Regions from separate parts of the Mus musculus genome. Here region 1 is linked to region 2. The links are chromatin contacts, found by Hi-C or POLR2A ChIA-PET in ENCODE. All regions are on one chromosome and are shown on one strand. Each heading gives the region's core, a stretch centred on a gene start or an enhancer-like site at or near the end of the contact. The rest is flanking DNA. Distances are from core to core; before and after follow the strand shown. Region 1 holds the start of Amz2 (archaelysin family metallopeptidase 2). Region 2 holds the start of Axin2 (axin 2).

Region 1 (4,153 bases), core at 294-2,793, 510 kb before region 2:
ATAGCAACATTGTCTCAAAAACAGTAACTAACAGCTCCTTTTTTTGGTTTTTCAAGACAGGGTTTCTCTGTATAGCCCTGGCTGTCCTGGAGCTCACTCTGTAGACCAGGCTGGTCTTGAACTCAGAAATCCGCCTGCCTCTGCCTCCCAAGTGCTGGGATTAAACGTGTGCACCACCACTGCCTGGCTAGCGGTGACTCTTAAATCCTACTGATGCCCAACGTCCTCTGTCATTTGAAAACAATCATAATATTTTGAGCTGACTCACTTTGTCCACAGGATCAACGGCATCCCTTCCAGTGTCACTCAAAGATATTCAATAAGGAAAAGAGTAATGGTTCTGTTATTTAACTGCAGGTTGGCAAGATCCATCTCAGCCCCTTACGCTTACCTTGTCAGCCATAAGACACGGGGGTAGATCTAAGATGACCAATGAGACGCCATACTCATGGTGACAGGACTTTCCCCATTCCTATCAAGTCCCTACGTGGCACGTTCATCCTTCATACCAAGCAGACGCTTTTTGAGTGAGAAAAGAAAAAAAAGATGAATGTTTCTGTCCATTTAGTTTGTGTTTTCTAATTGAGGGCCTTTTCCATTTTTGTTTGTTTGGTTGGTTGGCTGGTTTTTTGTTCTGCTTTGTTTTGGGGGTGGGTTGGGGGGTGGGACAGGGTTTCTCTGTATTTCTCAGTTTATTAACGACTGATTTTGAAATTTAAGCTAACTGCTGTGCTCAGTGAACTTCTGAATTCTGGAGCTCAAGAGGGTGACACTGACTAGAAAGGATCCTAGAGACTACGCTGAGTGTAGCTCATCTCGGTACTGCACATCTGGGCTGAGATTTTATTTTTACAGGATGAAATTTAAAAAGAAAAAAAAAATAAATCACCATGGCCCCATTCAGTCTACCTACCTTTATAAAGGAGAAATCTCCAGCTGCTGTTTTTCCATTTATGTTTTTCTAAGGACAATGCATGTCTGGCAAAGGGGTGTGGCCTTCACCCTAATAAAAGAGACAGAGTGGAAAGTCAGAAGGCCTCCACATCCTAGTCCAACGTGGATGGTGTCGCTGAAGAAGTGTGCAGGGAGCCATCGTACAGTCACTGCAGGGACCGGGGGCCTAAGATGCTTCGGTTCTATAACCGGAACATCTCCCGCCAAGTGGGTCTCGCCAGACGTGCTAGCTGGTTGCCCATAGCAACTTGCACGGCCGGTGCAGACGCCACCCAGTCTCTGCTTGAGTCAAAAGTGGGGGGCCTCCCCGGAACTCAGAGTTCGCGTCTTCTACCCAGGGAGCAACCGGAAAGGCCCGCGTTGTTCCCAAGAGACATCCTGCCCCCGAGGTCCCCTCTGCTTCCGCCGCAGCCATCCCTCCCACCACATCCGCTCCTCCCCAACGATCAACACCTTCCTCCTCCTCCCCTGCCCAGCCCTGACGGTTCCTCATACCACCCTCACCCGGACAGGCCTCTAGGCCGCCCTCAAGCTGCCACGGTGGTCCTAGCACGCATGCGCCTCGCGCGGACGCACCTCACCCTTTCACGCATGCCCCGCCCACACCGCCCACTAGCAAGACCCGTCTTCCCGCCCCTCAATCGTCGCCCCGCCTCCTATCTGCGCTCTTCCCTCCTAAGGCTCCTCCTCCAAACACTGAGCCCGCCCCACTCCTCCAGAAAGGCCCCGCCCATGTGCTGTAACCCCGCCCCGAAGGCGTGACCTCTGTCCATTTCACAACACTCACGCTGTGTGTGGTTGACTAAAGTAGTAAGGGGGCGATGTAGTGTCGGACAGTCCCCAGTCGTCGCTGTTTCGCGTCGGCCCTCACGGGGGCGCCGCGACCCGCTCCTCGCGGGCGGTGCAGGGTCACGGAACCACCTGCCGTGGGCTGAGCCTGAGTAATTTAACCACTGGGTCCAAATAAGTCAGCCGTGTCCGCGGCTTGACACATCACCCGCTTGGACTTTCCCTTCTTAGTCGGTTTGCCCGACTGTCGCGGCCTCACCGCTGTCAGGAAGCAGGGCTGCATCCTAGGGCGTGGGGCATAGGGTTGCCTTTGGTACTTGGGGAACTAAGAGCTTAGAGCTCGGACCCCCAGGAGACTCTGGAAGGGGAAACCCCAGGGCCAGATCTCCTGATCCCCGCCCCCAGCATATACCTATTCAATCCTTTTGCATCTCTGGGCGCTTCTGGCCCCAGGAAGGTCAAACAAGGGGATGATGCCACTATTTTATCAACATCCTCTCATCCTTGGAAGTTAAAGACTGCATACCCCACATGTCTGTACCCTTCTTCCTACCCAACCCCCAAACTTTTTGCTCTCTTCTTGCCTTGTGCACACTGCTCTAATTATCCTTGCCCAGTTATTATAACAAGGCTCATATATGTTGTCCTTACTGCCCTTACCAAGTTGACAAAAGTGGCTTATTTGGGGAGGGTCTCCTGTCAAGGCTGGCCTTGAACTCACTATGTAGCAGAGAATGTTCCTGTGTCTGACTTCTGAGCACTGTATACACACATACAGAGAGAGACACATACATGTATATTCTTTCAAATTTTCATACTTCGGTTATATTTCCCCAGGACCCCCTCTGATCCTCTTTCTCCTCCCATGAGGTCACTCCCCAACAACCTGACCATTTTTTTCTCCCGGGACATTTTTAATCAGCTGTAGACATGATGCCCCTTTAGTGTAAATACTCCAGAGCATGCTTCTAAACAAGCAATTTTTTCTAAGTAGTCACAGGACACCTACACTGGGAATTCCTACCAATCACTCTGATTGCAGTCTAACACCACAAGGTTCCTGCTTTCCATTTTTCTGTGTGCACTCCCTTCCATACTAATGAAAAGTCTGTCTCCCACTATTCATAATTTACTTCTGCATTTAACTGCTCTGTGGTACAATATGCACTGAGGGTAATTTCAGAATAACTAATCCATATCATTGCAGACAAATAGTCCTGCCAATAATCAGAAATTATTCATGGTCCCGTGTAGCCAGAGGATGCACAGTAGGCTTTGCAGTTTACATCATCTAGGTGAATTCTTCCCTACTCAGTCCAGCACCACATCTGACCTGAAACTTACTAGATAGCCTAGGCTGGCCACAGATTCACAACTATCTCCTGCCTCAGCCTCTGGGGTGGTAGGATCACAAGTATGCATAATCACACCCATTGTTAAATGTGTCACTCTTTTCTCTTTCTTTCTTTCTTTCTTTCTTTCTTTCTTTCTTTCTTTCTTTCTTTCTTTCTTTCATCACATAACATGGCAGATGCGTGGTGCATACTTTTAAACCCAGCACCATGGGAGGCAGAGTCAGTTAGAGATAGGCTTTATAATCTCCTTTGAAACACACCTCCCTGCAGACCTGTAAGGGAGTTTCTTGATTAGGTTAAGTGAGGTAGAAAGACCGAACTTAAATGTTTGTGGCACCATCACGTGGTCAGGGGGCCTGGACTGAAGGCAAACACCCAGAGAGTCATAGCTCTCTGGGTCTAGACTGTGGACACAATGTAACTAGCTGCCTCTGGCTTAAGCTGCCATGCCTCTCCCACAGTAATATAGATTGAGTCCTCTGAAACTATAAGCTAAAATGGGCTTCTCCTTAAGTTTCCACTCCTCAGTCATTTGGTCACAGCAGTGAGAGAGGTGACTAGCACAGGAGGAGACTAGATGACGACCAGTGTGGCCCCCCATGAATTGGATTGGTGGCACTATGAGACTTCAGACCACAGCATATTACTTAAGAACCGAACAGTAGAGTTGACAGACAGCACCTACTAGCACGCTGATCTTGAGTTCCACAACTCCCAGAACTGTGAGAAATGAATTTCTGTTGTTCTTATAGGCATCTGGAGAGGTGTGTCAGTCTGTTAAGATGTCATATGGAGGTAGAAAAGGCTAGTGAAGGACTCATGTGTGTGCAGGGTTATGGACTAAGCCCTGGTTCTCAGAGGCAAACTGGCAGAGGGCCAGCTCATCTCCTGAGAGGAAGCCCCAGAGTGTGAATGTGGGAATGGCTTCCCTGAGGCCATACTGGGTTTCCCAGAAAAGGGCAATGTCCCAACTGTGCTCTAAAAACGGTAGGCAGTTAACAGCCTGAGAACTCCACAAATGTGGACAAAGTCTGAATTTTCTTTCTGTTTTTAAA
Region 2 (4,193 bases), core at 1,343-3,842:
GCGGGGGGGGGGGGTGGTGTTGGGGGGTGGAAGGAGGAAGGTGAGGCAGAAACAGTGACACGGGAGGTGTAAGACACAACCTTCCCCGCATTCACGGGGGCCAGGGACACGCCGGGTAGGTAGTCTAGCCGTACCCACTCCCACGACAACCAGAACACGCAAGCCAGCCGACCGGCTGCGTGCAGGTGAAACCAATTTCAGTAAACTTCCCCACTCTGCTCTGCACAGATAACTCGAGTTCTCAAAGTGCCCTTCCCCGGCATCTGGTTCCCATTCCCCCCCCCCTCCTTCTGCGCTCCCTCGTCCCACTTCTTACAGAAGATCCCCGCCTGGGGAAAAAAAAAAAAAAGCCCGCCCAGCATCGGCGGGAAGGGGGTCAGCGACTCGCGGATTCGGCATGCACCCCCCACCCCCGATGATGTTGCCTAAACTCAAGACTCCACCAAAAACGTGGCTCAGTCTACACCTCTTGTCTTCTTTGCCTCCCCAAAGCAGAAACCAGTTCACTAACTTAGAGGCTTTGATCTTCAAACTTTTAAAGAGAGAAGAGAAACCTCGAGACCCGCCGCCCCCGGCTCCCCAGTCCACCTCCTAGAGCCACGAACCCAACAAAACCGGATCAGAAGGCTTCTCACGCTACTACTGCCTGTGCCAAGAATCCCAAACTACACTGATCCCAAGCCAGTCCTTTCTCCAAAAGAAAAGAAGTCTTATCTAACCAATAAACAAGCTTCTCTCCCTAGCCAGGGAAGGATCAAACTAAGGAGGGGCGGGCCGGGGTACAGGGAGGGACGCCAGGCCAGCTGCCCGAGACCCCGGGTCTGGGTCGATGCACCCCACCCCAGTCCCGGAGCTCAGGCCGCCAGGCTGGGCACAAACCCGAAGTGGTGGGGCCGGACAGTGCCGCGCACCCGGGCGCAGAGAAGGTGGCGAGGCGCCGTTACCTGGAAGATGAAGGCCGCCAGGCTCTCATCTCCTCTGAGCCCCTCCTGTCCCGTCCCTCCCCGGCCCAACTGCAAACGAAAGCCTCCAGAGTCCCGGTATGCCGTCCACCAGGAGCGAGGCCGGAGACCCCGGAGCCCGGATGGGGGTAACTCCCTGGTGTCAAGCCTCGCAGAGGTTCCCGCAGAAAAAGGCACGGAAAGCAACCGCCTAGTCCAGAAATGGCGACGCGCGGAGTCTCGGCCTCTCCGCAAAAGGGGCGGCAAGGAGGAACGGGGGGACGGGAGCGCCCTGGGCTCTGGCCGGTTCTACCCTCAGACTGAGCCTTCACCAGCGCTCCCGGCACCTAAGCGCGGACCCGCGGATGGGAGGGGGAGACTAGTGGGGAAAGAAGTGGGAGGGGGCGGTGGAAGGGCGGGGAGGGCAAGCGGGGGGCGCCGCCACCCTTTCATCCCACCTTCCAAAAGCACTCGCATGAACACGCACACCCCAACTCATCCACACCCACGGCGACTCGACCCCCGAGGGCGAGCTGCCCGTCTCCGCCTCCGTCCCCAACGCCACTTGGAGAAGTCTCCCTGACCGGCCCCCCGCCACCCCGGACCCCGCGCAGGGGAGGGGACTCCAGCTCACCGCGCGCAGGGCCGCCCGGCCAAACCCCCCGGAGCGCTGGGCGCCGAGCCCGCCGCTTCCCCTCCGCGCGGGCCCGGAGCGCGCCCCGAAATAGCCGGCCTGCCAACTTCAAAGCGCCGCCCCGCACATCAAAGCGCGCCGGCCGCCGGACCGCCGCGGCCTCGGCACTCACCATTGATCCGCTGGCGCACTCCTTGCGGAGACCTCGCAGGCGCCGCGGGCAGAGCCCCTGCCCGGGTCCCCCGCTGGACTCGCAGAGGCTGCCCCGGGGCCCCCCCGGGCCCGCCCGGGCGTGGGGAACATGAGGAGTCTCGCGGAGGCGGAGGAGGGGGTGCACGGAAAACAACGATCCCGAGGTCTGCGCCGGGTTTTTTTTGGGGGGGGGGATCGTGCGCCCCGCTGCCCCTTTTATGCAAAAGATCCGAGTGGGCCTCCGCCCCCACCGCGGCCGCCCCCGGCCCCCGCCCGGCCGGCTTTCAACCCAGGTCCTGTTTCCAGCAGTCACTAGGCGCACCAAATGTCCTCCGGGCGCTTCCAACAAAAACTGCGCTGTGGATTTAACTGTGCACTTCAAAGGCGCGAGCCGAGCGCACGGTCCTGGAAGGGAGGTATGCGAGCCGCACCCGGGCCAGCCCAGCGCGCTCCAGCGCCCCTTTTGGGGGGCCGTGCAATCCGCACCCCTCTACTACCCCGGCCTGCTCCCGGTCGCCCCCTCCCGCGGCCCCGCGCCCCGCTGCCAACCGCCCCCGGCCGCACGGAGCTTTCTTAGAAACGGCTGCGACGGGACCGAGCCTCCGACCCCACCTTTTACAGCAAAGCTCTCCTTTGGGGAGGCGGACGCCTCGGCCTCCGGGTGGCCCCGAAATCCATCGCGAACGGCTGCTTATTTTTATTTCCCGGTTCTTGGGCTGTTACTGAGTTGCCAGGACCTTATCAAAGCGCAGCCGGCTCCAGCCGACTCCCCCGGGCCGGGCTCGGGGAGCCAGTGATCCCGCCGCGCCAATCACAGAGGCGCTCGGCCGGCCCGCGCGCCGCCCGCCTTAAAGGGACAGCGCGCGCCCGCTCTGCCCCGCCCCGGCCCGGCCCCCGTGGCACACTCAGCTCCCGCGTTAACCCTTCCTTGGCCCTCGTCTGCCCCCCGCCGGCTGCTGGCGGCCCCGGGGTGTTCTCGGCCGGAGTTCTGATTGATTTCATGTTTCAAGTTCTCCAGCCTCTGCTCATGTCTCCTCCCCCTGCCTACCTAGCGCTCTCCAGCTCTAGAATGCCAGTTTCTCTCTGGCCATTGCAAGAACTGCAATAAAGCACCCGCCCCCCCCCCGCCCCCCTCCATCAAATCAAACACGTTCCTACCTTTTTTCAAATTTCCCTGGGAATTTGGAGAGCCTTCTGGTAGGAGCTAGATCCGCTGGCCAATTCTTAGGGCGTACTCTGACTCAGAAGGCATGATGTGTGTGTATGTGTGTGTGTGTGTGTGTGTGTGTGTGTGTGTGTGTGTGTGCACTTGTGCTCCAGTATCTATTTGCACTAATATAGAAATAGTTTGTGGACAGTTGTGTTTGGATGAAGATGGGCGGTTGTGAATTTGTCTCCACAGTGGAATCAAGGTGCGCACCTCAGTTCCCCAATATTGCAACCTTACACATCAGTCAGCACCTTCCTTGCACACTCATGGACCTCTTTCCCCAACAAATCCGTGCCCACCACACTCTCCCAAAGGGCTGCCACCATCCCATATGTTACTTATTAAACAGCCGTGGAATGCCTCCCACACATACGCGGTGTTAAAGTATTAAAAATTCACCCCACTGTCACCTTCGAATTCCTTTCCACATTCTCCCCAAAATATTTATAAGGCACGGGCCTTAAAAAAATATGCCATAAGTTCAGAACACTTATTCATTCATCTGTTGTTGTAGAGCATTTCCCCGTGGATGAGCTGATAAACTTGCGGGGGGGGGGGGGGGGGGGGAATGGAAGTGAGTAGGTAGCCTGATAGAGTTCTTACTTCACAAACGCTCAGTTCCGCCCCAACCCCTGCACCACATAAGCCAGAGTTGGTGACACATGGCTGCCACCCCAAGGTAGAGCCAATCAATAGAATGAGAATTCCAAGACCAACTTAGTAAAATGGAAGCCAGCCTGGGCTACCTAAGGCTCAATCTCTCAGAGACAAAGCAGTAACACAACAGCAGCAACAAAATATCAACAGCGGAGCCCAGGGCAAAGTAATCCAAAGAGAGGAAAGCCGAGAGAAGCAAGGGCCTGGCCTTCTGAAGGGAGGGCGAACATTCCGCTTTGGAGACTTTGAAACAGGTAAGAAACATGGCTGTCCAAAGAGGGAAAAGTGTCCCCCATGTTCTACTGGAGAAAGAACCCGGGCTGCAGCAAAGGGCCAGAGAGCTCACACACCTTAGGCCTCAAATTCCACAGCCTAGAAAGGAGGCCCGGTGGGTCTCATCCTCCTGCTCTTCCTCCATGGTCAATGTACCTGGGTTTCCTTGCAACCAGAGCTGACCTCTCTAAAGCCAGCAGTCCCGGCTGTGAAATGTGGTCCTTCCGGGGAAGACCAGAGGAAGCGTGTTCCCATAATGCATCTGTATCTTGAGACAACTACCAGG

What was found. Hi-C counts contacts between places; a loop is a spot of excess contacts on that map. ChIA-PET counts read pairs that join two places held with the same protein, here RNA polymerase II (POLR2A).
Region 1: a map of gastrocnemius shows a loop between it and region 2 (6-fold over the local background). The contact joins the promoter of Amz2 here to the promoter of Axin2 in region 2. A Hi-C loop is called at or near these places in 2 of 37 maps with a recorded cell type or tissue (T-helper 17 cell and gastrocnemius). POLR2A ChIA-PET finds 5 or more read pairs at or near these places in 1 of 5 experiments (embryonic stem cell).

Annotation. Positions count from the first base shown.
Region 1 is chr11:109,423,336-109,427,488 of GRCm38, reverse strand. It overlaps Amz2 (archaelysin family metallopeptidase 2), which reads right to left and starts at 1,543. Exons shown (of 9, transcript NM_025275.4): 1 at 1,459-1,543; 2 at 914-1,003; 3 at 392-519. The coding sequence starts at 403.
Region 2 is chr11:108,918,748-108,922,940 of GRCm38, reverse strand. Axin2 (axin 2) reads right to left here and starts at 2,592. Exons shown (of 11, transcript NM_015732.4): 1 at 2,380-2,592.